Linked DNA regions of Homo sapiens: regions 1 and 2 are each linked to region 3. Evidence: chromatin contacts called from ENCODE Hi-C or POLR2A ChIA-PET data. All regions are on one chromosome and are shown on one strand. The core of a region is the stretch at or near the end of the contact, and the rest is flanking DNA. Distances in the headings are between cores, read along the strand shown. Region 1 holds the start of NOC4L (nucleolar complex associated 4 homolog). Region 2 overlaps LOC105370087 (a long non-coding RNA gene). Region 3 holds the start of ULK1 (unc-51 like autophagy activating kinase 1).

Evidence for each region. A loop is a pair of places that touch in the nucleus more often than their neighbours do. ChIA-PET counts read pairs that join two places held with the same protein, here RNA polymerase II (POLR2A). Pooled maps may share reads with other maps.
Region 1: a loop to region 3 is called in a map of ascending aorta, with 2.9 times the contacts of the local background. The contact joins the promoter of NOC4L here to the promoter of ULK1 in region 3. A Hi-C loop is called at or near these places in 2 of 168 maps with a recorded cell type or tissue (aorta and ascending aorta), 4 of 37 single-sample maps with no recorded cell type and 16 of 50 pooled maps. POLR2A ChIA-PET finds 5 or more read pairs at or near these places in 1 of 52 experiments (activated CD8-positive, alpha-beta T cell).
Region 2: a loop to region 3 is called in a pooled map, with 11 times the contacts of the local background. The contact joins the enhancer-like site here to the promoter of ULK1 in region 3. A Hi-C loop is called at or near these places in 3 of 37 single-sample maps with no recorded cell type and 8 of 50 pooled maps.

What each region holds. Positions count from the first base shown.
Region 1 is chr12:132,142,859-132,147,324 of GRCh38, forward strand. It overlaps NOC4L (nucleolar complex associated 4 homolog), which reads left to right and starts at 1,599. Exons shown (of 15, transcript NM_024078.3): 1 at 1,599-1,747; 2 at 1,996-2,116; 3 at 2,701-2,807; 4 at 4,423-4,466. The coding sequence starts at 1,631. DDX51 (DEAD-box helicase 51) reads right to left here and starts at 1,461. Exons shown (of 15, transcript NM_175066.4): 1 at 1,135-1,461; 2 at 837-1,051; 3 at 1-20. The coding sequence starts at 1,438. RefSeq lists enhancers at 1-452, 1,382-1,681 and silencers at 1,052-1,251, 1,322-1,371.
Region 2 is chr12:131,680,142-131,684,340 of GRCh38, forward strand. All of the region lies in intron 1 of LOC105370087 (a long non-coding RNA gene), which reads left to right. Among named protein-coding and RNA genes, the nearest start is that of SFSWAP, 29 kb to the right of the region's middle. RefSeq lists a silencer at 2,140-2,289. Within about 2 kb of position 2,555, at least 2 of the 41 ENCODE cell types and tissues checked have a DNase peak (open chromatin) inside an H3K27ac peak, as active enhancers do.
Region 3 is chr12:131,892,454-131,896,620 of GRCh38, forward strand. It overlaps ULK1 (unc-51 like autophagy activating kinase 1), which reads left to right and starts at 2,169. Exons shown (of 28, transcript NM_003565.4): 1 at 2,169-2,659; 2 at 3,148-3,240; 3 at 3,330-3,371. The coding sequence starts at 2,549. It overlaps LOC124903059 (a long non-coding RNA gene), which reads right to left and starts at 1,705. Exons shown (of 2, transcript XR_007063538.1): 1 at 1,394-1,705; 2 at 605-1,122. RefSeq lists silencers at 1,839-1,888, 1,919-2,428, 3,496-3,645, 3,571-3,865, 3,836-3,895 and 1 more.

The DNA.
Region 1 (4,466 bases), core at 349-2,848, 250 kb after region 3:
CTTGGCAGGAAAGGCTGGACCTGCCATCAAAAAGAAAGAGAGGCCAGGTGAGCGCTTTCCAGGCTCTCGCGCAGAAGCCCACGGTGGAAAAAGCTAGGGGAGGGAGGCTGGGGAAACCTCTGTCGTCTTCAGCTCCTTCTCAGCCCCAGGATGCGCTTTCCATACAGCCTTCAGAAGTTAAACAGTAAAAGCAGATGCCACTCCCTGAGCAAACTCACTCTGTAGCCTCCCATCAACCCACAGTGGCACCCACCCTCCCGCAGCCAGGAGGTCCTGTGACCTGGCGCTCGCCTGCCCCAGCCACGCCGGCGTCCCTGCCTCGAGGCCTCTGCCTGGCACCCCCAACCCCCAACCTTGACCTGGCTTCAAGTCTTTGCATCCCAACTCAAAGAGAACCTCCTCCACCTGCCCTACCTAAGGTGCCCGAGCACTCTGTCAAACTTCTCGCTTTCTTCACCTGTCTCGCCGGAAATCTCTTTACCGAAAACCACACGTGCTAAGCAAAAACACCAACGGTCAGGAGCTTGCAGAACGGCCTCTGACTTACTCCTGAGGCGGTGAGCGCACAGCAGGAAACCCCGCACGTTCACGCAAACACATCTTGCAGAACTGGCGCGGCGCGGCGGGAGGACAGGGGCAAGCCTAGCAGAGGAAACGGGAGCTCTGCACGTGCAGGATCCAGACCCCTAGGCGATGAAACTGCAGACCTGGCAGCGAGGCGCGGCTGTGACCCGGGAACATTCGCTGAACGAAATCTTCCGGGGCGACCGCCGCACTTAAGAATCCGCGCAGCCTACCCTCTCACGCCGACCACCCTCCCGCCCGCCGAGGCTCACCTTCGGCGCCTTCCTCTTCCCGAACCCCCCCAGCACCAGGCCGGGGACCAGGGGTCCGGCCGCCTCCTCCAGGGCCGGTCCATCTGGGGCCGCCTCGGCGCTGGCGCTGGTGCTGCGCTCCCCCGGCGCCTCCTCGCTGCTCCCTGCGCTGGGCTCCCCTGGCGCCTCCTCGCTGCTCCCTGCGCTGGGCTCCCCTGGCGCCTCCTCGTTGCTTTCTGCGAGGCAGACACCCACCCGGCAGCGCGTCAGCACCGAGTCGCCGGCGCCCCAGAGGGAGCCCGCTCGCCCCGCGGCCCACCTGCGCCCGCGTCCTCGCCGTCCGCCTTCCGTCGCTTTCCCTGCGGCGCCTCCGGGCTCCCCGGCTCCGCGTCGTTCACCCGCCGCCGCCGCCGGGGCCGCCGTCGCCTCCTGGTCGCCGGCTCGGTCGATGCAGCCGCCTCGGTCTGCGCGGGCTCCCGCTGCTGCTGCCGTTCGCGGGCCCGGCTCTGCAGCCGCTCGAGCAGCGCGCGGGCCCTGCCGTGCGCCCCGGCCTCCGCGCCCTCCGGCCCCGCCGCAGCTGCCGCATCGGGGCCCGGGTACCGCGCGACGTAGAACAGCGCCATGGCCAGCCGCACGCCTGGGACTCGGGCGTGGCGCGCTGCGATGACGTCGGCGGCACGCCTGCGACTCGGGCTCCGCGCAAAAGATGGGGTTGGGGTACGGCGCGTAGAGATGACGTCGGGTTCTACGCGCAGTGGTGACGTCACGGGAGCGCCGGCGGCTGAGAATCCGCGTTGTTCCGTGTTGGGGGCGGCATGGAGCGGGAGCCGGGCGCCGCGGGAGTTCGCCGGGCTCTGGGCCGCCGGCTGGAGGCGGTGCTGGCGAGCCGCAGTGAGGCCAACGCCGTGTTCGACATCCTGGCCGTGCTGCAGGTGGGCCTGGCGGCGTCGCAGGGCCGGAGTCGCGGCACGGGAGCGGGACTTGAATGGGGGGCTGCGGCGGCAGGTCCCCAGGAGGTTCCGAGACGGCGTTGGGGGGTCAGGGTGGGAGGCGTGTGGGTCACGGGTCGGGGGTGACGGGGCTGGCGTCCCGAGGGGGAAGGGAACGGGTTGGGGGCAGCCTAGGCAGGGGCGAAGGTGACAGTTGGCGGCCGGGCACCCTGCCGCCGCCTCTCCTGCAGTCTGAGGACCAGGAGGAGATCCAGGAAGCAGTCCGCACGTGCAGCCGTCTTTTCGGGGCCTTGCTGGAGCGGGGAGAGCTGTTTGTGGGCCAGCTGCCCTCTGAGGAGATGGTCATGACAGGTGAGCCCTGGAGGGCCCCGGGGCTGCTCTTCTCTTTCCGTGGGTCGGAGGGAGGCTTTGTCACCATGGGATGAGCGCCCCCAACCCTGGCACAGGCCGTGCAGGCTGGTGGGAGGACGCACCAAGCCCACCGTGGAAGATGGATGGTGGCGTTGGGGCAGGGGTGACATGGGTGCCCTGCAGCTGAGTGTAGATGAACACTGGACAAGGTACGACTTTTTGTGTGCTTTGCACCCCTTTTGTAATTTGATGTTGACTGATCCTGACACGGTCGCTTAAACTCGGAGCTTCCTTTATGTCCCCATCCTGGGGACGTCAGGTCTTGGAGTAAAGAGAGGGGATGTGGATCCTGCTCCTGGCAGCTTGGCTGGGGCAGTCCTGGGGTAGGAGGTGCTCTTCCTGTTTGCAGGGCTCAGGGAATGTGCTGGTCTCAGCACAGGTCTGGGGGCCTTAGCGACCTGTTTCCACCTGCGGAGGCTGAGTAGAAGACAATGGGAGGGTGGAGCCAGGCCTGAGATTTTGGGCTGGGCCCAGGGTGGCGTATGTGGGCCTCACGTGGGCTGACCACCCTAACCTGTCTGCAGGGTCCCAGGGAGCCACACGGAAGTACAAGGTGTGGATGAGACACCGCTATCACAGCTGCTGCAATCGCTTGGGAGAGCTCCTGGGCCACCCCTCCTTTCAGGTCAAGGTGGGTCATTGGGCTGGCCTCATCCTTGTCCATCCCCTGCACCCCAACTCCCAGGTTATCCACAAAGCAGAGGTCTGGGGCTCCCACAATTGTCCAGGCAAAGCTGCTTCCTTCATGGGAGCATCACCCTGTGGGTGTTCAGTCCCATTCAGAAACATGGCTATCGAGTCCTGTAGTGAATATTGAAGACGCAGAATCCGTGTTCATTTCCAGTGGCATCCACGGGGATCTCTGTGTTTGCATAGAGCACGCACACCAAGCCTCGTGCCAGTCCACAGATGTGTTTGCTCAGATCACACTGTGGTCTGCAGCCATGGGAATGCATTATGAGCTTTCTTAAAATCTGTAGTGAGGAATAACTGAGGCACAGTTTACCGTTTAAAGCTGAGAAGTTAGCATCTGTTACTGTGTTGTGCAGTGGTTGCCGCTATCCCAGAACATCTTTATCGCCCCGAAAAGAAATCCTGTACCAGTTACCATCGCTTCCATATCCCGCCCCTTTCCACCCCCAGCCCCAGGCAGCCACTCCTGGATCAGTGGTTACTTCCTGGATCAATGGGTTTGCTTTTTTTAGACGCTCCTCATAAGGGGGATCATACGGTATGTGGCTTCTTCCACTCATCGGCGTGTTCGAAGTTCGTTCTCTTTGTGGCTGAGTAGCAGCGCGTCGTATAGCACAGCACGTATCGTTCAGCCGCTCGTAGGTTGCTGGGCATTTGCGTCGTTTCCACCTTTGGCTGTTACGAACAGCGGACTGTGAACGTTCGCGTACAAACTCTTGTGTGATGTTTCTTTTGCTTGAATATGCCTTATCAGTGGAATTACAAGGCCACACAGCAGCTGTGTTTTTAATGTTCTGAGGAACTACAAGACTGTTTTCCATAGTAGCTGCGCTATCTTACCCTCCCCCTGGCAGCATTTGAGAGTTCCATACTCCACATCCTCGCCAACACGTCTGTCTATAATTATAGCCGAGCTGCAGACTTTTAAATGTTGGGGAGATACCACGTGAAAATAACCAGTTTCCACCTTCTCAGAAAGAAATAATCAGTTCTGTCAACACGGGGTCTAAGTTTGTTCATGGCTGCGATTGGCTGGAGGGAGAGTCAGAGACAGCTCTGAGACAGCCGTGTGCTCCTGTCATCCCGCACGAGGCTCTTTTGCTTTGTGGTGTCATTTGCCTGGGCCCTGAAAGCACTGAGTTTGCCACCCCGAGATGAGAGCTTCCAAGCCTGGGTCTGAGTTGGGCACCATGCTGGCATCACACGCCTGTGTTTTCACAGCTGTTCCCAAGGGTTATGGTGGCATTCCCGTGACACAGGTGACGAGAGAGCAGTCAGGTGGCCCATAAAGCAGACCTGGGCTGTGTACCCTTCCCCCGCCAGACTCTGTCGTGAGCACTGGATCTCTTTAACTAGAGATCTTGTCATCTCTACGTCATGGGTGGGACACGGAAGCCCAGAGTGGCATCTGGTGGCGTGTGGAGCAAGAGAAGGCCCGGCCGCCCTTTTCTCAGCTCTGGGCCTAGATGGGAGGGGCTCCCTGACTGGGCTGAGCTCTGGGCCCATCCGTGGGGTGAGGGCATCACAGCCACCCTGCACTGCCCCCTTCCCAGGAGCTGGCCCTCAGCGCACTCCTGAAGTTCGTGCAGCTGGAAGG
Region 2 (4,199 bases), core at 1,305-3,804, 210 kb before region 3:
GTCGATGTCGGGAAAACCTCTCCGTCTTGGTCTGTCTGCACGCTCTCAGTCACAAGCAGGAAAACAGCCTCAGCATTAATCCTGGGCAATAAATTGCGGTAGACGCACTGCAGGAAAAATCAGGGCCTGCCCCGTCTCAGCTCTGGGATTGGGGTCCTGAGTGATGGAGCAGACGGAAGCCCCCTCGGGAGTCCAGCGGCCCGGGTCGTTACTCTAGGACTAAAGTCCTCACGGATGAAAAGGCTTAATTTTTCACTCAGGTGTGAAACAGACCAGGGCTTTCAGCCCTTCTTCTGCTGCATGTGCATGACGGATGCCGGTCAAGTGTGCAGCAGACACACTCCTGGGGGCTGATGCGGACTCGACAAGCCCAGAAAGGTTCCACCGGGGAGTGAATAGAGACGGCAGCCCCTGAACACCAGGATGGACGGCTCTGCTGTGAAGGACTCACCACCCGGACACGAGGCTCCTCCCCAGCCCCTCCCCTGCCTCCCCTGGTGCTCTTGGCTCTCCCTGTGGGCTGCCCCTCCCCACATTCTGTCCCTTTGGGCCAGGTGGGGCCCTCGCCTTTTTGTACACGTAAATCACGTGATGGGGCCCACATAGTAAACAGACATCCTCCCTAGGACAGCACTCTGTGGGGTATGGGTCACATGACCTCATCAGGGCCCATCGGAGCAAGATCAGGACCACTGCAGAAGCTACTGGGGAAGGACTGTGCTCTTTCTTAAGCACAAGTGAGCTGGGAGGTGCTGCAGCATTGATGGGGTCACAGCCAGAGGGGATTCCGGGGCTCCCAGGGGACAGCATGTGGGGCCTGAGATGGAAGCAGCACAGGAGGGAAGAGCTGAGAGCCAGAGAGAGAGAGAGCAGGAGAGAGCACGGCGGAGAGAGAGAGAGAGCCAGAGAAAGAGAGAGGAGAGAGGAGAGAGCAGGGGAAAGAGAGAAGGAGAGAGGTGAGAGCAGGGGAGAAATAGGAAAAAAGAGAGCAGGAGAGAGCCGGGAAGAGAGAGAGAGAGAGAGAGACCAGGAGAGAGAAAGAGAGCAGGGGAGAGACAGAGAGAGAGAGATGGAGTGAGAGAGAGAGAGAACGTCCTGGAGATGTCTCTAGAGGCCAGAACACAGCCATACCTGAAACCAGCTAGAATAACCTAGATTTCTTCACTATGTGAGCCAACACATTCCCGGGCATCTGCTGATTGGCATCAGGGTTTCTGATGCTCCACAGAGAACTGCCCCCAGCTGTTTGCCCTCTCCTGACTGTGGACAGCTGAGCTGGGCATTTGTCCTGCCAGCTGTGACCCCAGACCCTCCTATCTGGTGACACAGCGCGTCTGAATGTAGCAAGGGTGAAGTCACCTACCGTCAATTACTCTAATGACCTTTTATGTATTAAAAAGTAAAACATTCCCAATCTGTGGCACTTGGGTATTTAGGAAAACATTACTTGTCACACCACAGAAAACCGTGGTGACACAAAGGTGTGCTTCAGCGCCATGGAGAAGAGCAGAGCGAACCTGGCTCTAGTGCTGGGCTCTGGCGCTGCCGTGAGCACGTGCTCACCACACGTCCTTGTCGTCTTCTCCGGGGAGAGCCCTGACTTATCCGAGGCAGCCACATGCCCTTCTATCCTGCTGGTTAGGACATAAATGTCCCTGCTGCACCCGGGGCTGCCTCTGTGGTGACGATGATGCCGAACCTCGGGTGGGGGAGGGAGGCTCAGAAGGGCCTGTGTCCCGAAGCCTGGACCTCCCGGCGCCCTGCCTGTGGGTTAGTTTCTGCATTAGTTGCTGATGTCCGTCTCTGGCACTTCCCACCAAGAGCCTGAACCCACACACCTGGGCTCAGTCCCCGAGACACGGGCCACGCGGCACCTGCTAGGGCTTCTGTGTTGAGATGGTTGCAGTGGACACCAGGAGAGTCGTGGGTGACAGTCGAGAAACTGCCCAAGAACAATCGCTCAATCCCGCTGGTTTAATCACACACTAAAAGCCTAGTCATTGAAAGAGGGTGACATCAGGTGGGGGTTCCCCTCCCCTCCCTGGGAAGGGAGCGCGGAGCTCACTTGTGGGTGCTGGATCCTCACGGCCTCCTCTGCTTCTAAAGGACGGGGGAGGCAGGAGAACAGGTGGGGCCCAGACTGGGGCGGGAGGAAGGTGGAGCAACCCCATGGCCTCCAGGGGACGGGGCGGGGAAGAGGTGGGGCCCAGACTGGGGCGGGAGGAAGGTGGAGCAACCCCATGGCCTCCAGGGGATGGGGCAGGGAAGAGGTGGGGCCCAGACTGGGGGATGAGGAAGGTGGAGCAACTCCATGGCCTCCAGGGGGGATGGGCAGGTGGCTCTGGGATCCCCCCTCCCCCAGGCAGCCACTGGACTAATGCAGGGGAGGGGAAGGGAAGGGAAGGGAGGGGAGGGGAGGGGAGGGGAGGCCAGGCTCTGCCCCAGGAGGCGACGGGGGGTCAGGACCAGATGTGGAGGGAGCCCCAGGAGGGAAGCGCTCAGCCCCAGCGAGGCTGGGAGTGTCCTTGTCGTCTGTAACCGAGTTCCTTGTCATCCAGCATCCAGCACGTCTGGGCTAGGGCACCCTTGACTGCACGTGACAGAACCACATGGGGTGTTGTGTTGTGGTGCTGCTGTCATGGCGTTGTGGTGTGCTGTGTGGTTGATGCTGTGTTGTTATGTTGTGGTGTGGTGTGTGGTGGCGTTTTGAGTTATATTGTTGGTGTGGTGAAGTGGTGTGTGGTGTATATTGTTGATGTTGATGTGTTACATTGTGGTGTGCTGTGTGGTTGATGCTGTGTTGTGATGTCATGGTGTGGTGTGTGGGGGTGTTTTGAGTTATGTTGTTGGTGTGGTGATGTGGTGTGTGGTGTATATTGTTGATGTTGTGTTACATTGTGGTGTGCTGTGTGGTTGATGCTGTGTTGTGATGTCATGGTGTGGTGTGTGGGGGTGTTTTGAGTTATGTTGTTGGTGTGGTGATGTGGTGTGTGGTGTATATTGTTGATGTTGATGTTGTGTTACGTTGTAGTGTGCTGTGGTGTGTGGTGCTGTTTTGGGGTTTTCATGGTGTGGTGTGTGGTGTGTATGGTTGTATATGTTCTTGCTGTTGTATTGTGGTGTTGTGTTATCTTGTTGAGGCAGTGCTGTTGATGGTGTGGTGTGCGGTGTTGTTTTGTGTTATGTTGTGGTGTGGTGCTGGTGTTGTGTGGTTGTAACTGAGGATGTCTGAGCTCGTCTGGAAGGAGACAGTGGAGCTGCCCAGGCCCAGGGCTGAGGATGGGCTGTGGCCAGGGTAGGTCCTCAGCTGAGCGAGGTGAGGAGCCCCTGAGTCTGGTATGTAACACAACTGTTGTGTTGTGTTGTTATGTTGTTGGTGTGCTGTGTCTCTGTCCACACTGGGCAGATGGTCCTGGGGACACTCCTGGAACTTCCTGGCTCCCGACATTCCCAGCCTCTGCTCTTGGGAACGGTCCAGGCTGGACCTGGTGTGGGACAGAAGCCAAGTCTGTGCCAGTCTTCAGCGGGACCACCCTTAGGGTGAGCACGTTCCCCTGGAGAGCCCTGTCTTTGTCTGTGGATTTCTGGGTGGGGCCGTGCCTGGCGCTAGGAGGTGAGCTGGGCCCAGGCCTGGGGGCAGCTCTGCGTCCCCACCACCTTCGTCCCACCCATGGGCTCCAGAGCTTCTCTCCTGCACCGATGGGTCAGCGGCCGCCACCTCGATTTCTACATCTCCTCTCCAGAGCCCAGTCCTTCAGCCTGCAGACGAGAAAAATCAATGCCCAAGTCTTGAAAGGGTTGAAGAGAAAGCCTATTGCGTGTCAGAACATGTTAAGTCTCCCTCCAAATGGAGCTGCAACAGGGCACAGTCCTGCCCGGGAAGGGCTCCTCCCACCCGCGGGGATGCTGTCTGACTCCAGCACTCATGTGGGGGGACCCACGCCCAGGGCTGGGACACACTGGGACCTGGGCTGACCCTCAGCACCTGAGGATATCTGAGCTCCTCTGGAAGGAGACGGCCGAGCTGCCCAGGCCCCAGCTCTGCCGAGGGCTGAGGATGGGCTGCAGCCGGGACAGGTGCTCAGCTGAGCAAGGCGGGGAGCCCCTGAGTCTGGAAACAGCCACTCAGCATCATTAAGGGTGTTGTGTCATCCTCAACGTAGATAATGACGATGGCACTGGCAGCTGCTTCCCTCCTT
Region 3 (4,167 bases), core at 919-3,418:
CTTATTACCTGGGTGATGAAATAATCCGTTCATCAAACCCTGTGAAACATAATTTACCTGTATAACAAACCTGTCCACACACCACTGAACCTAAAAGTTATAAAAAGAATAAAAAATTTAATAAGACCGCACAAAACAAAAAAGAAACATGTCCTTCCTCGGTGGGCCTAGTAACGGTTTCCAAATGCAAATCCCATCTTGCCATCCCACCCTCTCCTAAACTCTTCCTGGGTATTTCTTTGAGTTTGGGGTGAAGACCCCGTTAGCTTGGCTTTCCAGGCCAGGGTGGGCTGGGCTGGGGTTCCCTGAGTACTTTCCAGGAGTACAGGCTTCGCCATCTCTAGCAATCTCGGCCCTCACGGTCTGCCCTGATCACCTCAGCACGTAGCCACCTGTTCACTCATTTTTCTCTTGCAATTTTGCCACGGGTGGTGCAATCTTTGCTCTTCTTGTCCCCCACCCCTAAGCGCTGGGAGCTCCTGCAGGCGGGTCTTGTTCTCACTGTGTCAACTGCAGCACTTACCTCGCAGCGTGTGCTCTCTGGGCAGGCCGGTGTGCAGCAGGCACTCCAGGATGTGAGTGAATGCTATGGCTGACTACGGGGCACTGTGGAACCTCTTTATTGGGAAAACAAACATGGTGGGCCAGGAGACCTCTTGTCCCTTCCAGCTCGGTGGCTTCTGGCCCCCAGTCCAGGGTCGGGAGTCTGTGTGTCCTGCGGCCTGGAGGATGAGCTGGGTGCAGGTAAAAGGCATCCAGGACTTGCTGATCCAGCCCAGGGCATCAGGCTGTCCAGCTGCTGGGCTGCTCTGGGAGGCAGCATGGAGGGTCCTGGCTGAAGTGTGTGTTTCTGGGCTGTTACTTTAGGACTGTACTGAAGGCTGGGTTGGTGAGCATTGTTTAGAATCATGCATTTGCAAAAGCAGTGCTTGCACGTGGTGAAAGCCATTCCAACTAGCGCGCAACGTGTACGGTGAACAGCACTAACTTTTCCCCGGTCCTCTCTCCCAGAGCAATCGCTGTTGGCTGTGTCTTCTGTGAGTGAGCCCCCGGGCTCTTTTGGCTGCCGGCGGTGTGACTTTGGACACATTCTCCAACTTTTCTCCGCCTTGATTTCCTCATCTGTAAAACAGGGACATAACAGCAAGTGCCTCGTGGAATCATTGAATGGATGCACTAATCGCTGGAAAGTGCGCTGCTTGGCCTAAGTGATGAGTTAGCTGTCATTATAGTTAGGAACGACCATGTACACATTACAGGCGTTTCACACACACACACATCCCAATCCTACCGCTTTCTTAAAACGACAGACAGTACAGTGCCCTGTTCCATATTTTGCTTTTACTTAATTATAATCTTTGGAGAACTCACCCTTGAGCACAGGTATATTTACCTCTGTGCAGTGTTCCACAGGACCGATGCGCAGCCCATCTAGCTAACCTTTCCTCCCCAGCGGATTTATGGGCTATGTCGTTGGTTTGGGTGACAACTTTTTGGTCTACAATTTTTTTTTTTTTTTTTGCAATTTGGCATTATGGAACTCAACTTTAAATGCCTAACCTCTAACTCAGCCATTCTATTTCTAAGAATTAATTCTGCGCAGTCCCCCGTTTTGGGAACATTTCCCACGCCTGTTCTCCATTCTCCTGTAGAAGGGGAACAGGGAGCGGGAAGGAGGGGAACAGGGAAGGGGAGGGAGGGGAACAGGGAGGGGGGACAGGAGGGAGGAGAACAGGCAGTGGGGGCGGGAGGGGAGCGGGGGGGAAGGCATGGGAGGGGGCGGAAGGGAGGGGGCAGGGAGGGAGAGAGGTGATGGGAAGGGGAAAAGGAGGGAGGAGGACGGAGAGAGGGGAAAGGAGGGAGGGGAGCAGAGAAGAAGCGGGGCGGGGAAGGGGCGGGGAAGGGGCGTGGAAGGGAGTGGGGCAAGGAATCAACACTGAGCCCCGTGGCCCGCTCCCGGGTCAGCGCGCCTCTCTGCTCTCACCGGGGCGGGTCCGCTGTTGGCCCCACCCACTCCCAGCCCACCCGGCCCCGCAATGGCCCGGCCCAGCCGCCCACCCCCCCGACAGGCCCCGCCCCATTCCCCGCCCCCCGTCTGTTCGTCACGCCCGGCTCTGCCGCTCCGTCCCGCAGGCCCCGCCCTCATCCCGCCTCCCGGCCCGGCGCGCAGTGCGGCTGCGCGGGCGTCTCAGGCTCTGAGGCCCGGGCGCCGCGGCTCTTTTGTTTCTCCGTTGGGGCCGAGCCCGGGCCCTAGTTGGAGCCGGAGTCGGAGTCGGAGTCGGATCCGGATTCGGATTAGCAGCCCGGGAAGAGTGCCGTGGCACAGGCGCCGGAGGGAGCGCGACCCTCGGACCCCGCCTGGCCCGCGGGGCTGGGACCCGGCCCCGGCCTGCCCGATGGGGCGCGCGGCCCCGGAGATGCGCCCTCGCCCGGCCCCGCGCCCCCGGCCCCGCGCCCCCGGCCCGCCCGCCCCGGCCCGCGCCTCCGCCTGAGTCCCCCGCGCCTTGGCCCGCCACCCCCCGCCCCGCGCCCCCGGCCCGCCTGCGCCATGGAGCCCGGCCGCGGCGGCACAGAGACCGTGGGCAAGTTCGAGTTCTCCCGCAAGGACCTGATCGGCCACGGCGCCTTCGCGGTGGTCTTCAAGGGCCGCCACCGCGAGGTGAGGCCCCCGTCCGGCCCGGGATCCCCCGCCCAGGATCCCCTGCCCCTGCATCCCCGCCCCGAGATTCCCCGCCTGTCCCGGGACCCCCCCACGCCTCCCGAGAGCCCCACTCGACTTTCCAGGCCGACCCCCACCCCAGGATCCCCACCCCGCGACCCCCAGCCCGACTTTCCAGTTCAGACTCCCGCCCCGAGATCCGCTGCCGGGCTTTCCAGCCCAGATCCTCACTCCGAGACCCCCAGCCCGACTTTCCTGTCCAAACCCTCACCCCGGGACACCCCGCAACCTGGTCCCACAGCCGGCTTTCGAGGCTGGATCCCTACCCCAGGACCCCCAGCGCGATCCTCAACCTGGCTCCCCACTCGGCCTTCCAGTCCCGGGATTCCCAACCGGGATCATCTCAGGGCCCCACCTGTGTGGACTGGGGTCTGGGGGAGGCCTGCGAGGGGCAGCCCTGGCCTTGAAGGTGCACGTTTGGCTTTCAGAAGCACGATTTGGAGGTCGCCGTCAAGTGCATTAACAAGAAGAACCTCGCCAAGTCTCAGACGCTGCTGGGGAAGGAAATCAAAATCCTGAAGGTGAGCCAGTGCTGGGGGAGGGGGCGTGGGCGTGGGCGTGGGCAAGCCCCCCTCCCCACACTGATAACAAACTTGGGTTTCTGTCCTAGGAACTGAAACATGAAAACATCGTGGCCCTGTACGACTTCCAGGTAAGGCCTCTGGGCTGCGGTCTGCTGGGGACCGGGCTGGGGGACTGTGGCCCCAGGTGCTGGATCCCCTGGTGAGCACTGGTGTTGAGCCTGTCCAGGCTGGGGTCTACTGGGCCCCTGGAGACTCCACCCTGGGTCCAGGCCTGGGCTGGTGCTGGCTCTTGCTGTGACTTCCCCAGCTGTGAGACCGGGGAGGGGGTGTCTGGGCCGCAGGGCGCCCCAGGGCAGGGCTGAGTTCTCCTGAACAGGCATCCCCTCCCCGCCGGGCGTCAGTCCTAGGGGCCCTGCCTGAGTCCGGCGTCCCCGGCTGGCCCTGGCAGCACTGCCGGCCTGGCCCACCTGTCTAGGCCGTGTGTTTGTTGACATTGCTCCTGCGGCCGGCATTGGCCGGCCTCGCTCTGCGTCAGACGGGGCGGGGGAGGGGCCGCCGGAGACTCCTGCTCGCTGGCAGTCAGGGCCGGGCCGGGGCACAGGCGGCTGCCGCTGGCTGGCCAAGGAGATGACCTCGGGCCCGGCTGGCCCCAAGAAGCAAGCGGTGGGACCAGCTGGCTTTCGTGCTGCCTCCGTGTCCCGGGGCCCAGGGCAGGCAGGGCTGGGGCTGTGGGAGCCAGGGTGCCGTCCTGGGGACCAGGAACCTGAGGCGGGAGATCCGCCCCGCCAAAGTGCTGACTAATGGCTCTGTGACCTGTTTACTGAGCCCAGGGCCCAGCCCCTGGCTGAGGGAAGGGCTGGCAGGCCGTGTTTTGGTGGCCTCCTCCGTCCGCCTCTCAGAGCTTTGCTGTGGCCTTGGGGACCG